2 separate regions of the Homo sapiens genome follow, and region 2 is linked to region 1. The links are chromatin contacts, found by Hi-C or POLR2A ChIA-PET in ENCODE. All regions are on one chromosome and are shown on one strand. The core of a region is the stretch at or near the end of the contact, and the rest is flanking DNA. Distances in the headings are between cores, read along the strand shown. Region 1 has its middle 39 kb from the start of MORN3. Region 2 overlaps TMEM120B (transmembrane protein 120B).

What was found. A loop is a pair of places that touch in the nucleus more often than their neighbours do. ChIA-PET counts read pairs that join two places held with the same protein, here RNA polymerase II (POLR2A).
Region 2: a map of dorsolateral prefrontal cortex shows a loop between it and region 1 (2.5-fold over the local background). The contact joins two enhancer-like sites. A Hi-C loop is called at or near these places in 1 of 168 maps with a recorded cell type or tissue (dorsolateral prefrontal cortex). POLR2A ChIA-PET finds 5 or more read pairs at or near these places in 3 of 52 experiments (MCF 10A, activated T-cell and naive thymus-derived CD8-positive, alpha-beta T cell).

The regions. Positions count from the first base shown.
Region 1 is chr12:121,627,415-121,633,708 of GRCh38, reverse strand. It overlaps the pseudogene ORAI1. Among named protein-coding and RNA genes, the nearest start is that of MORN3, 39 kb to the left of the region's middle. RefSeq lists enhancers at 270-1,150, 5,220-5,279. Within about 2 kb of position 3,693, at least 2 of the 41 ENCODE cell types and tissues checked have a DNase peak (open chromatin) inside an H3K27ac peak, as active enhancers do.
Region 2 is chr12:121,750,240-121,756,501 of GRCh38, reverse strand. It overlaps TMEM120B (transmembrane protein 120B), which reads right to left. Exons shown (of 12, transcript NM_001080825.2): 4 at 6,063-6,122; 5 at 4,279-4,374. Among named protein-coding and RNA genes, the nearest start is that of RHOF, 40 kb to the left of the region's middle. Within about 2 kb of position 2,426, at least 14 of the 41 ENCODE cell types and tissues checked have a DNase peak (open chromatin) inside an H3K27ac peak, as active enhancers do.

The DNA of each region.
Region 1 (6,294 bases), core at 2,444-4,943:
AATAAATAAATAAATAAATAAATAAATAAATAAAGTTCTAAGAAACAAACAAAAAAAATTTTAATAAAATCTTGCAACTGGGAAAAAAAAAAGTGAGAAGAAAGGAACGGTTGGCATGTGTCATGGAGCTTGATGAAAAAGTCACAGGAATAAATGCCACCACTTTTTCCAGGATACTTCCTGCTCTGGAAATCTCCCCTTGGGTGGCAGGGGGAGGGCCAGGGGCCCTACAGATCTGGCAGCTGACTGCCAGAGCCCCAGCTGAGCCCCAGCAAGATTGGATCAGATCAGATCGCACGCAGCTTCACAAGGTAAATATAGCCCGTCAGCCCAAAATAAACAGCCCCCCGCCAGCCACTGGCCGCCTGAACCTGGCGAGGCAAGCCCTATAAGGGATAGGAAAGGCAAAAGACCACCAGCTCCACCTCACACTGGTCCATGGATCCCCCCAATAGGGTTTTGGCTAGAGATGCCAAACCTTAGCAAGGGCCAAGAAGAGGGTTACATAATTCTGCGAAGGGCAAGGCCTGGCTGGCCCTGACGGACCATACCAGCCGTCAGCCCACCTCGCCTGATTGCCAGCTATCTCTCCTGGCTCCTGCTGGGCTCCATGGAGACCCTGGGCACCTGGCGCCTGCAAGTCCAGGCCCTCTGAGGCAGCCCTCCCATGCTGGGCCTGACCTCAGGTCCCACAGCCTTCCTTCCCCTGGCCTAGTTCTTTTCTTGTCCACCCTTTTAGGAGGGTGGGTGGCTGCAGCCTGGAACATGAGGCCCTCTAGGCCGCAACCATGCAGGGTCACCCGGAGCTGTCTGAGCCTGCCGGCCCCACCTCAAATGCAAACCATCTCTTAAGAGGGTATTGAGGCCTAGTGTGCAGTGGTTTACAAAGTCTTGACCATGACAGTCCAGGACTCCAAATGTTTCTATAAATAGACACACACGCGTTTATAACAGAAACAAAAGTTTAACCAATCAACATTTAGCCTTACAGCACATCAGTAAGGTCTTGCAAGATGCAATGCGTGCTGCGACTTTGTTTCATTTCACCCTTATCTCATTCTAAAAAGGACCAGGAGCTTGGTACCAAAGTTATCAAAAGAAAGAAACAACAAAATGTGTTGGTTGCAACTTAGTAAATTTGTTACAAGCCATGAATAGGCTGAATTTGCATACAGGGTCAGCGGGACACAGACCCAGACTTTCTCTTCAACTGGCTCCCAGCCAGAAAGACCAGAGCTGGAATTCTACTAGCTGGAGAATCTTAACTTCTAGGAGCCTTAGTTTTCCTGTTTACAGTACATACTTTTAAGAGCTATGGTGAGGATTCAGTAAGAATGAAAGAAAAGCGTTCAGGCTCATGCCTGGCACAACAGGGTTTCAGTAAACAGTAATCACAACCACCACCACCGTCATCATAGAATTCATCATGTAACTCCTGTCTAAAACCTTCAATGGCTCCCTGTTGCCTATCCAAGAGTTCAAATTTCCCACCCAATCAAGGCCCTCCATCATCTTGCCTGGCTAAATTCACCGTTCTCTACTACTTCCTGAAGACCCTCAACCCCAACCACAGCCCCTGTACCTTTCCCCTAGGCCCTGTAATTTCTCTTCTTTAACTGTTCCTGCCATTTCCTTTGACTTGAAGGCTTTCTCAAGTCCTAACTCCACCACACTCAAGGCTCGGCAAGAACCAGATTCTTCTCAGTTAACCCTTAGCAGCCCTAACACAATGGAAAAAAGGGTAAGCAAGTTTCTGGGATACTCGGGTCAGATACTGTAAGTGCTCTGCAAAAATTTTTTTTTTTTTTTTTTTTGAGATGGAGTCTCACTCTGTTGCCCAGGCTGGAGTGCAGTGGTGCAACCTCTGCTCATTGCAACCTCCGCCTCCCAGGTTCAAGCAATTCTTCTGCCTCAGCCTCCCGAGTAGCTGGAATTACAGGTATGCACAACTACACCCGGCTAATTTTTGTATTTTTAGTAGAGATGGGGTTTCACCATGTTGGCCAGGCTGGTCTTGAACTCCTGACCTCAGGTGATTCGCCCACTTCGGCCTCCCAAAGTGCTGGGATTACAAGCGTGAGCCAATGCGCCCGGCCGTACTCCATTTTAAAGATGAAGAAACTGAGGCCCAGAAAGGTTAAATGACTTGCCTAAGGTCTTGCCCTTATAAGAGGTAGAGCTGGGATTTGAACCAAGTTGTCTTGCTCAAGTGTCTGTTCTGACCTTACCCTGCTTGAGCTTCTCAGCTCTGTTCCCCTACACTCTCTGATGCTTTCTCTCCCACAGCAATGGCGCTACACCACAGCCACAGGGCTCTGCAGCTTCCCAGCCAGGTGACCATGCGCAAGTCTTTCCTCTCAATGACCATCACCTATACTCACCTGGTTTATAGGAGGATCACACAAGATGCTACGTGGGGCACCATCTAGCCTATTGCAAGAGCCCAATCAACAACAGCAATAATAATTACTATCAGTGATCAGTACTAGGAATAGTAATAGCAATTTCTTGCTCATTTACATGGTCCCTGAACTCTGAACACGTCACAGAGGCTCAGTGTCTTATGACTTGAGTCGTTCCTTCCAACTCATTTTCATAGAAATTACAGGAAACTTCTGAACCAGCTCTAGAACTTGGGAACAAAAGGGTGCTGGCGGGCAGAGAACTGAGGAGGCAGATAATCCAAAAATAATTGATCCCAGGTCATGGAAAGCATTTTGTTTACGGCAGCAGACTGACCTTCCCAATTATCTTCAGCTCAGGCTAATGTTACAGCCTGCCTTCCCCAGCAGACAAGATCACCACATATGCTCGCCAGTCCTGCAGGGGACGGGGTCAGGCTGAGGCTGGCTGCCTCTCAATGAAGTATAAACTGAGGCACAGAGGACCTGAATCAAAGCCCACAAGAGTACTCTGGGCTTAAGGAGCTCTACGGGATGCTGATCCTATGCTATATCCAGGCCCCCTTGCTTTGTATCTCTCATTAGAGTTTGGAGGATGGTGCGCCTGAGGCCTGCTGTTCCTAGAACTGCCGTGTGGAGCAAGAATCTCATCTGCAGATCAGAGAGGGTCCGGGCAAGGTGTGCATCATCAGACCCTGAAAATTCCTGTGTTTCATGGGCCCAGTCTGGCCTCATAATGAACCTTCATATGAGTCCATGGGAGAGCAGGATACCTGCCATCTCCATACACATTAAAAAACTGGCTTCAGCCAGGCATGGTGGCTCACACCTGTAATCCCAGCACTTTGGGAGGCCGAGGCGGGTGGATCACCTGAGATCAGGAGTTTGAGACCACCCTGGCCAACATGGTGAAACCCCGTCTCTACTAAAAATACAAAAATTAGCCAGGTGAGGTGGTGTGTGCCTGTAATCCCAGCTATTCGGGAGGCTGAGGCAGGAGAATCGCTTGAACCTGGGAGGTGGAGGTTGCAGTGAGCTGAGATTGTGCTACTGCACTCCAGCCTGGGCAACAAAGAGGAAACTCCGTCTCAAAAAAAAAGAAAAGAAAAGAAAAGAAAACTGGCTTCAAAGAAGTAAAGCCTCTTGCCTGAGGTCACCCACCAGCCATCCCCAACACTTCCCGGCCACCTGGCCAGGCTGTTCTACCCATGAAGTGGGGAACCTCTCAATCCCCTCCAGGATTTGTGGGAGACCCTCCCTCAATCTCACCTGGTTGACCCCATCCCTTGGCAATCAAAGGTCAAGTCAGCTCCTCTGACTTTCCAGGTCTCTGGGAAGGAAGCCCTCTGGGGGCAGGAAGTTGGTTGTGCTGACTCATAAGCCAAGGGAGAGTAATCCAGGAAACTTGTCACTCTGTTACCATGGCGTTGGGGCTGCTGGCACCCTCTCCTCTCCCAAGCTCACTTACAGGCTGGGTGTCTAAGTGGGAGTGGGGCATGGTCAGACCCTGCACCCAATCCCATCCCTCCTATAGATTTCCAACTTCATGGCACATGCAGTTACCTTCTTGTAACTGCAGAATGGAGAGTATCATGGGGTTCGGTCCTTCCCTGCCTGCAGAACTTTGGGGATTCCATCAGTAGTGCCAGGAAGCCTTCTCCACCCAGGTGGGGGAAAATAAAAGTCCCCAAGAGACAGACTGGGTGGGCCAAGGCCCACTCCATGCCACTGGCTGCCCCAGTCTCCTGACTTCCCCACACTGTTTTTAGCAAGAGAAGGAGGTGACATTTGACCATGAGGCCTGTCTTCGAAAGGAAGAAGGGACTTGAGAAGGCAGGAAAGTGTCATTCATCTGGATCTCACCCCTCAGGAGTGAGAAGGAGCCTGGGGCAGCTATAAACTCATGACCACAAGAAAAGGGGGAACCATTATCTTAAATACCAAGCGCTGCAGGGAAAAGCTGACAACTGGTAGCTCCCTCCCCACCACCAATTATAAAACTTTCTTTGGCTTAAAAGAAACTCTTTTGCGGCCGGGCGCCGGTGGCTCACGCCTCTAATCCCAGCACTTTGGGAGGCCGAGGCGGGTGGATCATGAGGTCAGGAGATCGAGACGATCCTCGCTAACACGGTGAAACCCCGTCTCTACTAAAAAAATACAAAAAAAATTAGCCAGGCGTGGTTGTGGGCGCCTGTAGTCCCAGCTACTCCAGAGGCTGAGGCAGCAGAATGGCGTGAACCCAGGAGTCAGAGCTTGCAGTGAGCCAAGATCGCACCACTGCACTCCAGCCTGGGTGACAGAGCAAGACTCCGTCTCAAAAAAAAAAAAAAAAAAAAAGAAACTCTTTTGCCCTATTTCTCATTTCCTAGTGTCCTAACACATCCCTGGCTGGACATCAATCAGAGTTCCTATACACCGCAATGGGTACAAGTGCCTGAGCAAGTTCTGAACACCAGCAGAGCTGGGTTCAAATCCCGCTCCACCAGACTGGCTGTGCGGTCTTGGGAGAGCCCTTTGACAAAATCACCACAGAGGGTTGTTGAGTAAGCCCAGGAGTTAAGGCACCTAGCACTGAGTGAGTGTTCAGTAAATGCCAGCTGCTTTTAGAGATTCTTCAGGCAGCAGGCAGAACCTGGTCTCTTAGGATTTGAAATTAACAGAGCAGAAGTCCGTCCTGTCTAAACTAAAAATGAGAGTGCCGTCTGTTTATGCAAACACACTCCCTGATCTCCTTTCAGGGGCTCCCTCAATTTTATTCTCAAAGTCAGAGAAACTTTTGAGTAGCAGCCTTCTTTGATCAATTCAGGAATTGAGGCCCGGACAGGGAGAGTGAGTTGCTTGAGGTCACACAGGCAGCAAGTAACTGAGCAGGGAAGGCTGCTTCCCACTCCCCATCTCCCGGCCTTTCCACTGTGGCCCAGCGTGCTCTGGGCCTTAAAAAATTCAGGCTCTGCTGCAAGGCAAAGCAGGGAGAGTTTCAGACACACTCCCTTCCCAAGAAAACACGAAGGGTGCAGCCACTCCCTCCCTCAAGGCCAAGGGCTTAGCTCACTGGTGGCGGGGGCAGGAGTGCTCTGGTCTACAGAACTGAGGGGCGGGGAGCAGAGTCCATTCATGGCAGGCTGATATCACCGAGTGGTAATAATGTAGTTATTATGTAGTCCCCTGCAACGGAGAAACTTCAATATGCCAAGCCTGAGGGTATCCCCAGAGCCACTTCTCAGGCCCATCCGCAGCCTCACCCACCCCACACCTCAGAGGCTTTGCACTCCAGCTCTTTGGGATGGTGGGGAAAGGAAAGCATGCCTATGCCCTAGATCAAGAAAGAGCCCATTGGGCCGGGTGTGGTAGCTCACGCCTGTAATCCCAGCACTTTGGGAGGCCGAGATTTGGCAGATCACGAGGTCGAGAGTTAAAGATCAGCCTGGCCAACAGGGTGAAACCCCGTCTCTACTAAGAACACAAAAATTAGCCGGGCGTGGTGGCGCGAGCCTGTAATCCCAGCTACTCGGGAGGCTGAGGCATGAGAATCGCTTGAACTCAGGAGGTGGAAATTTCAGTGAGCCGAGATTGCACCACTGCACTCCAGCCTGGGCGACAGAGCGAGACTCCGTCTTGGAACAAATAAAAAATAAAGAGCCCATTCAACGGGAACATGTCCCTCCCTCCTCCCTCACACGCAGTGACTCAGTGGCAAGTTTCTGGAGAAAAAACTGAGGGGGACTGGTTGTCAAACCCCCAGGCTGAGGCTCTCGGAAAATGCGGTGGAAAAGGGGTGTCAGGAAATCCCCTCTAGGAGCTGATAAAAGAACACGGCTAACAACTTCCGGCCTCGGGTGCCGGGGCACAAGACAGCGCAAGGTCTTTCTCCTTGTCCCCACCTCCTGACGCC
Region 2 (6,262 bases), core at 1,177-3,676, 120 kb before region 1:
AGGACAAAGACTTTAGGAGTTTGAGACCAGCTAGGACTGGTCATAGCAAGACTCCATCTAGAGACAGAGTTTTGCTCTTTTGTTCAAGTAATTCTCCTGCCTTGGCCTCCCGAGTAGCTGGGATTACAGATGCATGCCATCAGGCCCGACTAATTTTTGTATTTTTTGTAGAGAGGGGGTTTCGCCATGTTGCCCAGGCTGGTTTTGAACTCCTGGGCTCAAGCGATCCTCCAACCTCAGCCTTCCAAAGTGCTGGGATTACAGGCATGAACCACCACACCCGGCCCATCTCAAGAGTCTTAATCACATCTGCAGAGTCCCTTCTGTAAGGTAACTTATTCACGGGCTCTGGAGACCAGGACATGAACATCTTTGGGGATCATTATTCAGCACTAGGCAGAGACTAATTATTGGGAACTTATAACCTTGCAGGCATTTTGCATAGATGATCGCTCTGGATTCTTGGACACTACAGAACTGGTTCCTAAAGCAGGTGCACTTACCACATCCCTGTCGGCATGACTTCCAACTACCAGAACCCGCCACTCTGGGTGTTCCTGGGGGGCTTTATCAAGCCACCAGCATCTACTCTGCTGGTGCAAGGTGCAGATCAGAAGGGTGGAGCAATTAACACCCTCTGGGGTCAGTCCTCAACTGCCCCAACTGATAGCAAATGGTGGATAAATACCCCAGCTCCCTCACCCTCAGGTGGGATAACTCTGAGGCATGTTCTACGCTGTCCCCTCATTCCCTAGCAGTATTGAGCTCCAACTACCCACAGGATAATGCTTTCTTGCCTCACTTCCCATTCCACTACCAGTGTCTCCTGGGATCACCTCCTAAATAAACTACTGGCACTAAAATGCTTGTCTTGGGGGTCTCTTCTGGGCCAACCCACACTAAGACAGTACCACTTCCCATTTTACAGATCACACAGACGGCAAGCACTGGAGTGAGGTCCAAACCCAAGCCCACTCGAGCCAAAATTAACTCTGACTACCTCTTTCCTAGCCTGGTTCAAACCTGATAGAGGACAGTCCTAACCAGGCACAGCCTCTTGGCCTGAAGGCAGCAGAAGGAGGCTTCCAACTCTCCTGCTGCCTCACCAAAGCCTCCAAACGCCCAAGGAGTACTGGTGGAGTAGATGTCCTGGAGCCTGTGGAAAAGGTGAGGAGACAGACAGAGAGGCCCAGGGATCCACTTCAGGTCACAAAGCCCGTGAGTGGCAGAGCTGGACCCAGAACCCTAGAGGATGCTGGCCATGCCCAGCTGCAGGCTTAGTGGTACCAAGAAGGGCCTCCGGGTGGGGAGCCTAGCCAGGAAACCATCCCAAGAGGGGCAAGAGGAAGAAAAGAGAATCCTGCTCTGTGGACGCACTAGCTATGAAGCTGTGAGCCTTTTTCCCGTATGCCCAGTCTTAGCCCAAAACAACGGTGATGCTAACCGGTGCTAATATTTAAACAGGCACCAGTCTAACCAGTCTCCAGACACAGCTTCTCCTGCCCTCCAAGCTGCCCTGCCAAGTAGCTCCTGTCACGCTCACTGTATCTGTCAAGAAACTGAGGCTGGGAGAGGTTCGTCATTTGCCTAAGGTTAAACAGCAGGGCAGGCTTCCCGGGGGCACCGGCACAGAGATGAACGGCCCGTCCAATCCCCCTCCTCTGCCCCGTTTTTAGCCTATAGAAGGTGTACTGGGTTGAATAGCATCCTTCCAAAATTCACGTCCACTGGGACCTCAGAATGTGACCTTATTTGGAAACAGGGTCTTTGTAGATGGAATTAGTTCAAATGAGGTCATACTGTGTTAGGGTGGGCTCTAAATCCAGTGTCTAGTGTCCTTACACTAGGGAAGGAGGCCGTGTGGCGTGGTGACAGAGACAGAGGCGAGTGAAACACAGCTTTAAGCCAGGCAATACGGGCTTGCTGGCAATTCCCAGAAGCTGGAGAGGCGAGGAAGGGTCCTCCCTCCCCGAAGCCTGTGGAGCGGCATGGCCCTGCCACGCCCTGCTTTCAGACCGCCGGCTTCCAGAACTGTGGGAAAATGTGTCTGTCGTTTTAAGCCCCCAGTCTATGGTACTTAGTTACAGTGGCCCTAGGAGATGAACACAGAAGCAGGTAGGAGAAAAAGAGACGCCCAGGCCCTCGGGGAACCTTGGGCCTCAGGACAGCAAGGGTTTGCCTTCGGAGGGCCCTGGAGGTCCCTGTGCAAGGGACTGTGGCTGCACATTGACAACTTTTACCCTCTTTGAGGGAGGCACATGAGGAGTAGTACAGATGTGTGCAGCCTTTGCCCTCGTGGAAACAGGCCAGGCTCTGGGCAGCAGGCGAGCACGGGCCCAGGGCCTGAAAGAGCCTTTGTTTGGGCATTCAAGTGGCCAGACCAGCAGCCGGATGCCCAGCCAAGTGCCTGCCAGGCAATAAACGCTTGGCACATAGGCCAAATGCCCAAACCGTACTTGACCGCTTCCCCTGGGGACAGAGAACCCAGGGCCAGAGAAAGGAACAGCAGCCCAGGCAGGGCAGCAGCAGCCCACAGCCTCACGGCATGGCTGTGCTGCACTTGGACGGTACCAGCAGCTGGGGAGCACCCCCAGCAGCGCCTCCACGTGCCAGCCAGGGTGGAGCTTCCACACACGGTGCCAGCTCCCTGAATTGTCACAGCCCTGTGAGGCAGGGACTGCCGTCACCCTTGTTTTACAGATGGGGAGACTGAGGCTCCCAGAGGGAACCTGCCCATAGTAACAGCCAGTTGGTCTCAAAACCATTTTCTTTTCTCTTTTTCTCTTTTTTTTTTTAAATATAATTGGGATATAATTCACATACCATAAAACTTGTTCTTTTAAAGTATATAATTTAGTGATTTTTAGTATATTCAGAGTTGTACAACCATTACCTAACTCCAGAACATTCTTTTTTTTTTTGTTTGTTTTTGAGACAAGGTCTCGCTCTGTTGTCCAGGCTGGAGTGCAGTGGCACAATCTTGGCTCATTGCAACCTCTGCCTCCCAGGTTCAAGTGATTCTCCTGCCTCAACCTCTTGGGTAGCTGGGATTACAGGCACCCACCACCACGCCTGGCTAATTTTTGTATTTTCAGTAGAGACAGGGTTTGACCATGTTGCCCAGGCTGGGAGAACATTCTTATTACTCTAAAAAAAAACCTTGTACCCAGTAGCAGTCATGCCCTCCTTCCTGCCTCCCGCAGCCCCTGGCCACCACTCACCTACTCCCCGTCTCTATAGATTTGCCTGTTCTGGGCAGTTCTCAGCAATGGAATCCTACTGTGTATCTTTTTGTGACTGGTTCTTTAACTCAGCATCACATTTTCAAGGTTCATCCATGCTGCAGCCTGGCTCCGTACTGGTGACAGTACTTCATTTCTCTCTCCCTTTTGTTCAGACCAGGTCTCCCTCTGTCCCCAAGGCTAAAGTGCAGTGGTGTGATCATGGCTCACTGCAGCCTCAAACTCCTGGACTCAAACAGTCCTCCCATCTCAGCCTCCCAAAGTGCTGAGATTACAGGTGTGAGCCACTGCACCCAGCTAAATAATTTTATTTTTTATCTTTGTAGAGATGGGGGTCTTGCTGTGTTACCCAGGATAGGCTCAAACTCCTGACCTCGAGTAGTCCTCCTGCCTCCCAAAGTACTGTACTGGGATTACAGGTGTGAGCCACCACGCCCAACTTTTCATTTCTCTTCATAGCTGAATGATATGCCACTGTACAGATAGACCACAGTGAACTCCTTTTTTTTGGGGTGACAGAGCAAGACTCTGTCACCCAGGCTGGAGTGCAGCGATCTCAACTCACTGCAACCTCTGCCTCCTGGGTTCAAGCGATTCTCCTGTCTCACCCTTCCGAGTAGCTGGGACTAAAGACATACTCCACCATGCCTGGCTAATTTTTGCATTTTTAGTAGAGACAGGGTTTCACCATGTTGGCCAGGCTGGTCTTGAACTCCTGACCTCAAATGATCTGCCTGCCTCGGCCTCCCAAAGTACTGGGATTACAGGCGTGAGCCACCGCGCCAGGTAATGAACTCCTTCTTAACTAGTACAGTACAAGGCCTTTCCAGCAGCCGTTTAACAGATACTTGTTGGATGGAGGTGGGGCAGACAGGACTGGCATTTCCCATGAGAAATGGCCCCTCTCTCCCCTACACCTCATCATGCCAAACAACACAGAAGCAGGAGAGGCTCCGGGTCCCCTGGATCCCTCTCTCCCGGCCCCCACCTGACGTCTGCATGCCCAGGCCCAGGCACACACGGCCACACCCACTACCTGTAGTGAAGGACAAATCGACATGCCACGGCACCCAGGAGCAGGATGATGGTCAGGTAGAGCTTGAACTTCTCATATTCGTCCTTGTAGGCGAACCTGCCACGACAGACACGCCCAGGGGTGTGCCCCTTACCATGACTATTCCAGCACCTGGGCATGGCCCTCAGCCCCATCAGACCCTTGTCCTTCAGCCACTGCCATGGCCCATAAGGACCTTCCCATTCCACTAAAGGAAAGACCTGGCCTTGACGGGTTAGTGGTGACCAATGAGGGGAAGAGGGCCAAGTATGCAGAAGGCCCATGTCCCTGGACTCTGGTCTGGGGCTCTGGGCCCATGCTGGGGACAGGCAGGGGGCAGAGACAGGGCCTCTTCCCTCAACCAACTGCTGCTGCTGAAAGGCCAGGGTTTGCGGCTGTCTGGAAATGGGGTAGACTCAGAGTAGACTGGACTGCCCATCTCCCTATGTGTGTGATAGGGCGTGAAACAGAGCAGGGCCATTTCTTGTGCGAAATGGGAAGTCCTGTCCACCCAACATACTGACTTGGAGGAAGGGAGGGAGGGGAGGGAGGGGAGGGAGGGAAGGAAGGGAAGGAACCAAGGAACCAACCCTCTCCCAGGTGCTCTACCTACAGAGGAGGAGAGTGTCAGAAACTCCAAAAGCCAGCGCCTCACCTGTGACCAGGTTTTTATTTATGCAAAAATTCTAGCTTAGATGCAACTTCCCTGAGCTGAAGGAACAGAATGCCGGAGGCCTCTGAGCCAGGTGAAAAGCGTGAGACGGGGTGTGGGTTGGGGTGTAGGATAGGGTGTGGGGTGAGAGTGGGGTGGGATGTGAATATGGGGTGTGGGGTGGGGTGTGGGTGTGGGGTGGGGTGTGGGTGTGGGGTGTGTGGTGTGGGTGTGGGGTATGGGGTGTGGGTGTGGGGTGTGGGTATAGGTGTCGGTGTGGGGTGTGGGGTGTTGGGTATTAGGTGTGGGGTGTGAATGGGGGTGTGGGGTGTTGGGTGTGGGGTGTGAGTATAGGTGTGGGTGTGGGGTATGGGGTGTTAGGTGTGGGGTGTGGGTTTGGGGTATAGGTATGGGTGTAAGGTGTGGGGTGTGGGTTTGGGTTTGGGGTGTGGGTGTGGGGTGTAGGTGTGGGGTGTGAGTGTGGAGTGTGATATGGGTGTAGAGAGTGGGTGTCAGTTTGGGGTGTGGGTGTTGGGTGTGGGGTGTGAATATGGGGTGTGGGGTGTGGGGTGTGGGTGTGGGGTGTGTGGTGTGGGTGTGGGGTGTTAGTGTGGGGTGTGGGGTGAGGTGTGGGTGTGGGGTGTGGGGTGTGGGTGTGGGATGTGGGGTGTGGTGTGTGGTGTGGGTGTGGGGTGTGGGTATGGGGTGTGGAGTGTGGTGTGTGGTGTTGGTGTGGGGTGTTGTGTATGGGGTGTGGGGTGTAGGTGTGGCTGTAAGGTGTGGAGTGTGAGTGTGGAGTGTGGGGTGTGAGTATGGGGTGTGGGTGTAGGGTGTGGGTGGGGTGTTGGCATGGGGTGTGGGTTTTGAGTGTGTGGTGTGGGGTGTGGGTGTGGGTGTGGGTGTGGGTTCGCAGTGTGGGGTGTGGGTGTGGTGTTGGTGTTGGTGTTGGTGTGGGTGGGGTGTTGGTGTGGAGTGTGGGTGTGGGTTTGAGGTGTGGGGTGTTGGTGTGGGTGTGGATGTGGGGTGTGGGTTCTCAGTGTGGGGTTTGGGGTGTGGGTGTGGGTGTGGGGGCGGTGTGAGGTGTGGGTCTGGGTGGTGGGTGGGGGACACTTACTTGGCCTGGTTGCTGAGGAGGGTCACGTTCACATTGCCGAGGACCAGGTTCAAGTAGAGCCTGGAAGGAAACACCTGTGAGGGGCATGATCCTTAGCAGGTGGGTGCGAATCAACAACATTCAAACTCAACACACTTAATGAGCACATCCCAAGCACTGATGTTAGAAGATAGGGGGCCTAAGCTCAGCGGGCAAATGGG